2 separate regions of the Homo sapiens genome follow, and region 2 is linked to region 1. Evidence: chromatin loops called from intact Hi-C (ENCODE). Cell type or tissue: ascending aorta. All regions are shown on one strand. Each heading gives the region's core, and the rest is flanking DNA. Links, peaks and the distances in the headings are about the cores only.

Region 1 (5,385 bases), core at 96-5,095:
CAGGAGTTTGGGACCGGCCTGGCCAACATAGTGAAATCCCCTCTCTACTAAAAATACAAAAATTATCTGGGTGTGGTGGCACATGCCTATAATTCCAGCTACTCAGGAGGCTGAGACAGGAGAATTGCTTGAATCTGGAAGACGGAGGTTGCAGCGAGCCGAGATCATGCCAGTGCACTCGAGCCTGGGTGACAGAGTGAGACTCTGTCTCAAAACAACAACAACAAAAATAGAGTAGATAAGGGAAAAAAAATCTGTTTACTGACACATAATTAGGTATATTCTTATTTCTGTGTTCTAAAACATACTTGCTGTTGACTTACATAAGTCTATATTCTTAATATGGTCACTTTCTGCTTTACAGATGAGGACATTAAAGTTTGGGGAGGTAAAATAATATGCATGTTTACAGGGCAAGTAAGTCGTACTATTTTAACCCTATCAAATGCCAAAACCAGTTCCTCATGCTACTAGATCTATAAGGAATCAGGTTTTAAAGCCATGATAATAATGAGAAGCCACCTTTCTAGAGGTAGTAAGCTATTCTGGGCTGCCCTCTGGGCATGCCTATGATTAGTCCTTGAGAGATGGCATAAAGCTGCTGTGTACTTTTCCGAGAGGTCGTGGAAAAAGGTTTGGCTGCACCTTGGTGTTTTGGAGGGAACGCAAACTAACTCCAAGCTCTTTGACCTCCCTGGGAGGCCAAAAGCCTGGGAGAGTAGTAAACCTTCCAAGAAGCCAGGAAAAAAAAAATACCCAATTGCAATAATTGTAGAGAAGGGATAAGTCTGAATAGGTGTCTTGTACATTTCATCATTCTGACATACGGGAACCATGCCAATTGGTAAGATCTGGGGACTCGTCAAAAAAACACATGGACAGTGACAGGTCTCATGCTGAATGAGAAGTTTGACATTTTAAAGATCTACCAGCACTGATTTATTTGTCAGAAAAGCAAGTCTGCGAGTTGTTTATCATCCATGTGAGCATATGTGTATGCTTCGTACTGGGAAAGGTATACATAGTTCTTTCCCTAAAAAGAAAAGAAAAGAACCCAAAGGTCAAAGATGGAACAGATTTGGCCCAAACTTTCCAAAAATAAACAAGTAAAGAGTACCACAGGGGAAAAAAATGATGTCTGAGTTGTAGCCATGTACGAAGTACTTAAAAATAGAAATGCCAGACCATTTAACCAGTTAGTGCATACTTTTCAATCAAAAACATGTCTAACTTAATGACCAATTATTATTTCTGATTGTGTTTCAATCTATTTCTTTATGTGATATGATCATGCCTTAAAATCAAGAGGTGTGAAAGTGTCAATATAATTATTTCATTAATAGAACCACATTTCAAATATTTTAAACTATTTACAGAATAAGCCAGTGTGAATGCAATGTGTGCTCGGAGGCTCCATCAGCTTTAAAAATCAATGCACCAGGAATGGAAGGTAGCTTTTCAGTCTCTACTTAGAAAATGGATAATTGAGGTTATGTCAGATTTTTTTTCTGCCCAACTGAACTCAGCTTTCCTGCAATATTAGAAACAACTGATTAGTAGAAACTGGATGGTTAAACTTACTGAGGGGAAAAGACTTTTAAATGTGTCAGGTGTCTCTGCTGACATCAGCTTATGTCTGCAAATTTTCTATTCGGTCCCTGGAGGGTGAATTTCACCCATAGTAAAACCATTTTTTTTTCTTTTTGATGATTTTGTTTGTAATTCTCTTTTATGGTTTTCCTTCATGATTTTATTAGCCACTTTTAACTTAAAAGTGCTGTAGCACTGGCCCCTGTATTGGCGGGAGTTCAAGCACAGCCAACAGTTGGTTTAGCTGAAGGAAAATTCCCACTAGTCAAAACCAGACTCCAGTTTGATCTCTTTTTAGAACAAGCCTTGAAAAGCAGCTCTGCTTTAAACAAAAATAAAAGTAAAAGAATTCTTCCTCCAAAGGGAAGGTAACTGTGGAAAGCTATGTTCTTCCAAAGCATTGACATTTGAGGATAAATCTTCCTGAGATTCACAGCCCTTGTGGGTGGAGAGGGCTGAGTTTGTAATCAGGATCTTGAGTGATTTACATGTTTCCACAGGGTCAGTTCACTCCAGTATGCTGAAAGACCTACACATGTGTGTTGGGTTGGTGGGCTGGATCATTTAGTAACTATTGGCCAAAAGGACTACAGGAAACTTTTGAGAGGAGAAGGGAACTCATAGCATCTAAGCCGTAAATTAGGAGTCTGGCAATTGAGAATTCCAGTTCCCCAAGGGACTCATGTTGGAGTCCAGTGCAAAGGGTGGGGGGTGGGGAGAGGGCCTGCAGGAATGTTCAAGGTTTTTATTTTATGACAAAAAAACTGAGTCACCATAAAGTGCTAGGGTTCAGAGCAGCACCACCCTGGTCCTCGGCAAAAAGGGCAAGATGAGAAGTGGTGCATTCTTCCCACCCGTGCACGCCCCAGGACTTGAAAGTGTAGGCGTCTGTGAACACAGGGCTGCAGGCACCTTCATGGACCCCAGGTAACAGCAGCAATAGATGTGGTTCTGGACAATCAGGGAGGTATAGGCTTCTAAAGCAGCCAGACACCACTTTACTCAGCTCCTGGGGGAGGCTACAGGACTCAGATGACACACCCAATGCCTCCTACAAATAAGTGGGGAAGTCCTTCAGTTGCAGAAGCGGGTGAAGGCCGGAGCAACTGATGCATTGATAACAGTGTGTTTAAAACCCCAGGCTAAGTTGCTGTGCTTAGTTTGCCTTTAGGAGAACCACAGGGTGTCTAGGACTGCCCTCTAGTGTCTGTGATCTTATTCAAGTGTGTGGGATTTTCCAGGAATAATACAAACCTTCCTTGTGAAAAATGCTTTGGCCTTACAATTTTGATAATTCTTACAAATGGATTTTAAAAATATTTTTTATTAAAAAGTTTACAAACATTGATTTAATCTCTCCCACATTTATTAAGATTTTTATTTCCTTGTTATAGCTTTGCAAATCATTAGGTGAAAAAGAAAAAAAGAAACAGAAAGGAAGGGAGGGAGGGAGGGAGGAAAGGAAGGAAGCAAGGAATGAAAGAAGGAAAGAACAAAGGAACACTGGCAGGGAGAGAGGGAGGGAGGGAGGAAGGAAAGGAGGGAAAGAAGGAAGGGAGAAGGAAGGAAAGATGGAAGGAAGGAAGACAGGCAGGGAGACTCGGAGGGAGAAAGTGTCCCATGAAAATAAAAATAATATTTTCCCAACTAATGACAAAGTCCAAATTAGTTGTCACTGTGATCCATGCAAAGACTATGTCCTGCTCAACCTCACTTGGCTTCCTGATTTTGATTTACTTATTCATTGTTTTTATCCTTTTAACAAATATGGGCACCAATTTTGTCTCAGGCACCATGCAAGCTCTGGTGATGCAGTATTAAGCTAAAAAGATATAGTTCCTCCCTTCATGAGCATACAGTCTAGTGAGGTGTGCTAGGTGGTGAACAATCAAGCAAACTGAGCAGAATGTAATTAAATGGATAAATGCCAGATGGATAAATGCCAGGATTGAAACTAACGGGGTGTGGTGTGAGAGAATGATGGGGCTGGAGGTAAGACGGGGAAGGCTTTATGAGATATTTTTCATCAGAGAAGACTAAAGCCATGAGTTAAGCCAGAGAATAAAACAAACTGTTCATGGCATGACTTAAAAAATATATGCCTGTGATCGTAACACTCCTTACCCAGATCTGGAAGACAAGGAATTCTATGGCTTGTCTGGGGCCACTGATTTAGAGAAGTTCAATCTTAGCAGAATTCATCTGAGCACATCGGACCAAGTTGATATGGTTTCACTGTGTCCCCACCCAAATCTCATCTTGAATTGTAGCTCCCATAATTCCCATATGTTGTGGGAGGGACCCAGTGGGAGATAATTGAATCATGGGGGCAGTTTCCCTCATACTGTTCTCATGGTAGTGAATAAGTCTCATGAGATCTGATGGTTTTATAAGGGGTTTCCCCATTCACTTTGTCCTCATTCTCTCTTTCCTGCCGCCATGTAAGAAGTGCCTTTCACCTTCTGCCATGATTGTGAGGCTCCCTAGCCACGTGGCACTGTGAGTCCATTAAACCTCTTTTTGTTTATAAATTACCGAGTCTCAGGTATGTCTTCATCAGCAGCATGAAAAGAGACTAATACACAAGTTAAGACATTTACTGCCCCCATAAAATGCCACATGCCATCCATGGCATCTGCATTTTGTTCTCTATGTAACTTAGTAAAAAGGCCTCTTACTTATCATGTAACAGTCTCCATGATGGCATCTTCCTAAGTTATCCAAGACGATGGCCTTGACCATTTTAATTATCTCCGTGTAAGAATGCCTTAGCCTGTTTTTAGAGCTAGAAGTCTTCGAACAACTTGAAAGTTGGAAGTGAATTCCTGTCTTCTACTGAGCTTGCCTAAAACGTAACTCATTGACTTAAATTGATCTTCCTTGTTTTTATTGTGTTAATGTATTAAAAAGTGGGTTCTTTTCCCAAAGGCCTCTGGTCCCATGTACAAAAAAAATAGAAATATGACAAGTTAAATTAAAACCAGCAGATGAAAGTTAAAATATTCTCAAAAAGAAAAAAGACGCCAAGTAGCATTACTGGAAGGAGAAAAAAAATAAGCCAAATGGATTGAACTTAGCCCATTTTTCAATTTGCCTGTTGGACTTGCTCAAAGTAGATGTTAGAGTGACTTCCTACAAAATTCCTGAAAAACTATTTGCCACTACATATGATCACACCAAGTCAGCAAAATAATGGTAATTCCAGAGACAGAAGGGATCCAAATTGTAGTTCTTTTCAAAGGAAGGTCAGGATGGTCTATCTAGCTTTCAGTCACTGTCTGACCTTACTCATCTGCATCTCACTTGTGGGAGGTGAGAGATGAACTCTAAACATATGAGCCTTTCTCTCTTGAGCTCTAAATCCTGCCCAGTGTAGTTACGGTGTGATTCTGCTTGGAAACCAGTGCTGTTCATCCTCGGAGAGGCAGAAGAGCATGACCATTAAGAGCATGGATTCTAAAGCCAGATACTTACTTCCCTGGCCTGTTTTTGCCACCTACCTGTAGGACGCTGGGCACGTTACTTACCATCTCTATCCGTCAGTTTCCCCATTTGTAAAATACAGGTACAGGTTGCATTTTATAGGTACATTTCTGATCCAAAAATCGCAAATCTGAAATATTCAAAAATGCAAAACTTTTTGAGCACGAAACATGACATCATAAGTGGAAAATTCCATACCTGATCCCATGTGATGGATCACAGTCAAAACGCAGTTGCATAACACAGCTTATTCAGTATTCCCAAAGGAAAAATACAATCACTTTCAGGTTGTGAGTATAAGGTGTATATAAA
Region 2 (5,385 bases), core at 128-5,127, 62 kb after region 1:
CAAAAGGAGTGTTGAGTCACTATGCATTTTGTGGCTACAGGGGAAAGGGGACATCAGTGGTATGTAGGGCATGATCGGAAAAGATCTATGACACCGAGGGCGTCTGAGCTGCTATAGGATGGGAACAGATGGGAATAGGTGGGACTGTGACAGGTCTTCCTCTAAAGCAGCTGTTCTCTAACTTGGGCCTCCAGATCACTTGCAGGGCTTGTTAGACCACATTGCTGCACCCACCCTTAAAGTCTCTGCTTCAGGGAGAAACCTGAGAATTAGCATTTCTAACAAGCTCTTGGAGATCATACTGAGAACTCACTGCTCTAAAGGTAACCAAGAGCAGGATCACATGCTCGTGGGAGGCAAACAGCATGAACTATACAGACAATGAGACAAACCAGGCCCAGGTGGAGAGTGTCTTCAGAATAGCAGGCAACAAGTAAACAGTGAGAGAGGAACACAGAGGCAACAAACAGTACAACCAAATGGAAATGTCTGTTACAGGCGAAAGAGAAGGGACTAGAACCCTCTTTTTACCTAAAAAATTACTACAAGTAACTGTCTCACTTTACATTTCTCACTTTTCAAAATCTTCCCCAAATTAAATTAAAAACAGGAATATTCTTTTTATTATAACTAAGAATCAACATTTCTATCAAAAGTTCCGATAGCAGCCTTGAAATATAATTAAAATTAATACTGTCTCAAAGTTTAAGATGGTATAATGTATTATTAATCCAGATATCCAGTCAGAATGTGAACAAAGAGGATATCACACTGAAGGGTCTAATGTCGGACAATAAAATCTAATTTTTCATGAAGGCTTTAAGACCAAAGTTTTAAGAAGTCCAGTAGTCTACATTGTCTACATTGTGATATCCTCAGTTACTTTTTGAATCTTACCTCTTTCTTAACAATTTTATCTTGAGTTTAACAATCTTTTTTAACAATTACATTCTGAATTTTAGTAATTATATTTTGAAATTTTCCCTCTTGCTTTTAAATTTTTTCTATTTGTCAATATGTCTCTCTAATAATAGCGGTAAAATAGAAATTGGAATGTCTATTGCAACAATGAACTTCAGTGCAAACTATACTGATATCTGATAAAATGACCATGATATCTGTTATCTAGTTAAGTAATTTGATTTAGTGGTAAAATGCTTCACTTAGAGAACAAAGACAGAAAGATGGGTATTGGATATAGAACTGGCTTGCCAATGATGCAGATACAACTCAAAAACATTCAGGTTGGCCCAGATGCCTCTGCTATTCCAGGTAACTGAGCTCCTATCAAAGCCCAGTGGAAGACATGTCCCAATGGGAAACGGCCCAGACCCACTTAGGTTTTAATTCTCCAGGAGCTTAGCTTCACTAGCTAGGGGCTTCTACTACCCACAGCCACCTTGACCTCTTCTCACAGTATTTAACAGCTTCCTGAGAGAAGAAAAGTGGGGGTGGGAGTGGAGAAAGAGAATCTTTCTCTTTTTACTCCTCAAACTTCCGAACTGTTCTCTCCGTATCATTATGTGTATAGACTGGTGTCTGCGTCATCTTCTGCTGCCCTCCCCATCAAGGCACTGCGTTACCGTATTCGAACACACATTCCCTCTGTCTGGGAAGGTTTCCATGTAACGGTGTTTTCTCAGTCTCATATCTGCGCATTAGGACATTGTACAGAAAGAGAAAATGCTGCAAACAATCACAGGTAATCATCCCAACAGAATAACAATGAATATATTTCCTCAACTATGTTACCTGATCAGGAAAAAATTCTTGAAGAAATGGGCCCAATAATATGATTCCTAATCCTTCTGGATCTAATTTATTCTTCATGAGATTTATACTACGGGGAGAAAGAAGAAAAACAGTGGATACCAGAGGAAAAAAAAAAGCTGCTTTTCTTTCATGATTAAATTACTGGTACTACAACACATTCGGCTGCCAAAAACACTAAGAGCTGTTCTTTTTAGAACCTTAATGACAAATACACAGGAATGACATCTAATTTGCCAAACTTGGTTATTTTTAAACTAGAGTAATCTGTTACTATTTAAAATTTAAATTGTGATGACTTTGGAATATTGTTCCTTATTAGGTAAAGTAATTTAAAAACCAAGGTTTATAAACTCAAGCTTGTAACTTCCCAAAGGCAAATTCTCTTTGCTTCATAGGTATGCCTGAATTTAACAAATGAGGCATTTAACTAACAAAATGTTTTTCTTTTTCTCCTTGGGCTTAAAATACAGGGTCAAAAGGCAGTGGTACATCAGATAATAGAAAACATCTCTTAAAAAGCTTACTTTTAAAAACTAAATGAGATAGCAGCTTAAAATTCATAGACAATGTAATTTGAAGGTTAAAGAGCTACATTAATTCTCAAAGAGCTAATGCGTCATGAATGACAGTGACTGATATATACTGTATTGGTCCAGCAGCAGCCTAAAGTGCATACCAGCCCTTACAATGCAGGTGTACCAAGGCTGGTGACAGGTGGTGTTATGTGTGACTAGAAAGAAGGAAGAAGAAGGCAGAAGAAGGCAGACTGCAGTTTAATGGGTTTAAAAATGAAAATAGTCTTCAGAAAAGTTTTATTTTCCTTGCTATCTCAAACTATAAAGGCCAAGTTAAATCTACCTTACTACACAACATGCAAAGTGTTGTGTTTGGGGATTTCAGGTGGTTCTAGTCAACCACCTTCCTCAGGGGCAACTTCTCTCCTTTCAGTTTGCCTCTTCGGTCTGGGTCAGTTACCAGGTGTGCCTTTCACAAAAGGAGTTAAAGCTATTCTTGTGAGGGTAAGCTATGTTTTAAGGTTTATGAAAGCTGCATCTGCGCTGACATAGCCATCTCTCCCGGAAACACCTGGGTCAGGCTGCCTCACAGACCTCCTACCTGACGTCTAGTATTGGCCCTGTGAGATACTTTTGTGGGCCTGTGGCTATCATTCTTGTATAGTATACTGTACAAAGGATATGGCATTTTAATGAGTCTGAGTAAGGCCGGGAAGTTATGATGAAACAAATGAAGGCAGGGTCATTTGTGTTTAATTCATTTAATCCTTAGGATGGCCCAGTTATTTCATGGGCCATTCTGTATTACAGTTGTAAATAGGCCAAAGTAGAGTGAATACTTCAGTCCAATCTTTCAACTACTTCAAGAAAAACAACCTGATTGAATCAATTGTACTAACTTCATGATTCAAGGTACGTTTTCCATCTGATAAAACAAGGAAAATTAGGTAGATGATATATAGCTATGGAAGAATTTGGAAAAAAAAAAACTTTCTTCTTTCTCTTCCTTGTCTTAGGCTGGTCAGTAACAAAAATTACTTGAGTTAATTCTCTTTTGTAAATTAGAGCAGTGTAAACAACATGGTCTCTACTTGGAAATAAAGTTAGAAGAAGTATAGTAATTACTATCATACCATTTGTTGGACTAGTTCAACACTCTGAATTTCTCTTTAAATTGAAAACAATTATTCATTTATTAATATTTCTAACTATTGAGAATGGATGAAATCACAGCTCTGAGTAGTAAGCTTGAGACACATTAATTCAGATGTGGCTAGTTTATGTGTATTGCATACTTTCAAAGAAAGTATGACTGAACTCATCTAAAAACGGAACAAGACCAAATTCTAAAAACGGTGTCTACCAATGTTTCCTGTTGCTTTTGCTGAACTCTTTCATTATGTTTGATAAGCTCAAGTTTTTGCATTCTTAGAAAAACTTGCAGAAGGAAAAACTATGCTGAAAAAAGGAGTAAAGGTCCTATCTTAACTTTTATTCCCATATTTGATCAATACATGTATCCACTTAAGAAGAGTTATTTTTTCATGGATAATAACTAAAGATCTTAATCTACAGAGGAAGTTGTAGATGTAACAATGCATAAAACATAACAGTGAGAATGAAGACAATGACAGGATCCTAAGAAAATACTGAAAAACGATATGCCATAATATATTGCAGCCATCCCTAAAAGTTTCAGGTCAGTTAATTTAATCATTTAGAAATGTTAGATATCTTTGATCATCTTTATTTAAGAGGGAAAGTCAGAGGCCTGCTGGTTATTTAAGCAGGGCAACTAGCACCATCTACACAGAACCGTCATTACTTTACTGAAGATACTAATGTCACATAAAATTTTAAGACGTGGGGAAGTGTTTGCAGAGAAACTTTTTAAAGTTTATAGAAAGACACTTTTAGCATTTTTTAAAAAGCAGGACAGTAATTGCTGGGTGGGAAAGGAAACTCAATTTAAGTATGTCAAGTCTGCTATAATATTGGATTAGTTCGATTTCTTAATCTTTGCCTTACATAGATTGCTATGCTTCATATATGCAGATATAGATTTTTAAAAAGGCAAAAAATGTACAATATGTCTTAAACTTAATCGAATCTTTTTGAGTTGGCTAAATAACACTTCCTATTTAGCTTACTATTCAGGATCTGAAACAAGGTCCAATGCTTTCATCACATCTTCCAGAAGTGAATCGGGTATGAATCCATTATCTAGGGGGGAAAAAATCAGAAACAACTTGAAATAAGAATTTACTTCAAGAAATGCTATTAATGCTGATCAGGTTCCAGGAAAAAAAAATCGCATAAAAAATACAAAGAGTTAACATACTATTCCTTAAGTTTATTTTAGGCATAGTGCCTATTGCTATTAGAGACCCTCTTCTATTTGTTTTCTTGGAAACATCGGCAAATACTTAAAAATATTTTTTAACTTGAGAACTCCGACGAAAGCTTAAAGTCAAATTACTTGATCTTTAAACAGTGTTACAGCGTTAAGTGGGTAAAATATTTTTCTACTTAAAATCTTAGGTTTATCTTTCAATAAACAAAGTAAACCTTTACATTTGCATTTAACAATTCAATTAAAATAATTCTTTACCAACAAATTCCCTTTGTCACAATGTTATTTAGTTTCTTGAAGGAATGTCAGTGATCCACTGATACTTAGACAACTGACAGATTAACAGCAAAGGTATTCTAAAACAGACTTGGTGATTTAAATGAAAGCTGTAGGTTTAAAAAAAACAGCCCTGAAATGAAGAGTCAAACTAATGCTGATGATGACTACTTTATGGAAAATGGTCCAAACTCTGATGATGCAACAGACCATGACACACACAAAGTCCTTGTGGGGTAGTTTGAAATGAGAGTGGTTTTAAACAAAAGTTGTTTATTCCTTAAATGTACAGTGCCCAATTTTCCCTATCCATTTACTCATTCCTGAAGATTGTCTCAGCTTTAAATCAGCTTCCAATGTCCTTCAGGGATTAGATGATTAAAAAAAAAATCTTGCCATGGAGAACAAGATGTCCAAAAGCCCTGCTCCTATAATCAAACTACAGAATAAAGTGTGCAGTTGCTCTTT

What was found. Hi-C counts contacts between places; a loop is a spot of excess contacts. Peaks named below come from ENCODE experiments on the same cell type or tissue, not always from the same donor. Only the 100,000 strongest peaks of a DNase experiment are listed, where the experiment ranks them.
Region 2: a loop joins it to region 1, with 3 times the contacts of the local background. A loop is called at or near these places in 4 of 110 quality-filtered maps.

The regions. Positions count from the first base shown.
Region 1 is chr10:15,723,127-15,728,511 of GRCh38, forward strand. No RefSeq gene overlaps it. Among named protein-coding and RNA genes, the nearest start is that of ITGA8, 5.9 kb to the left of the region's middle. In ascending aorta, for the core only: a CTCF peak has its summit at 2,803 (motif pointing left); a DNase peak (open chromatin) is centred at 2,729; H3K4me3 peaks cover 2,180 bases; H3K27ac peaks cover 4,149 bases.
Region 2 is chr10:15,784,809-15,790,193 of GRCh38, forward strand. It overlaps MINDY3 (MINDY lysine 48 deubiquitinase 3), which reads right to left. Exons shown (of 15, transcript NM_024948.4): 12 at 4,439-4,511; 13 at 1,753-1,840. The region is part of intron 1 of LOC124902383 (a long non-coding RNA gene); the gene reads left to right. Among named protein-coding and RNA genes, the nearest start is that of ITGA8, 68 kb to the left of the region's middle. In ascending aorta, for the core only: no CTCF peak of the experiment used is centred there; no DNase peak of the experiment used is centred there; H3K4me3 peaks cover 350 bases; H3K27ac peaks cover 5,000 bases.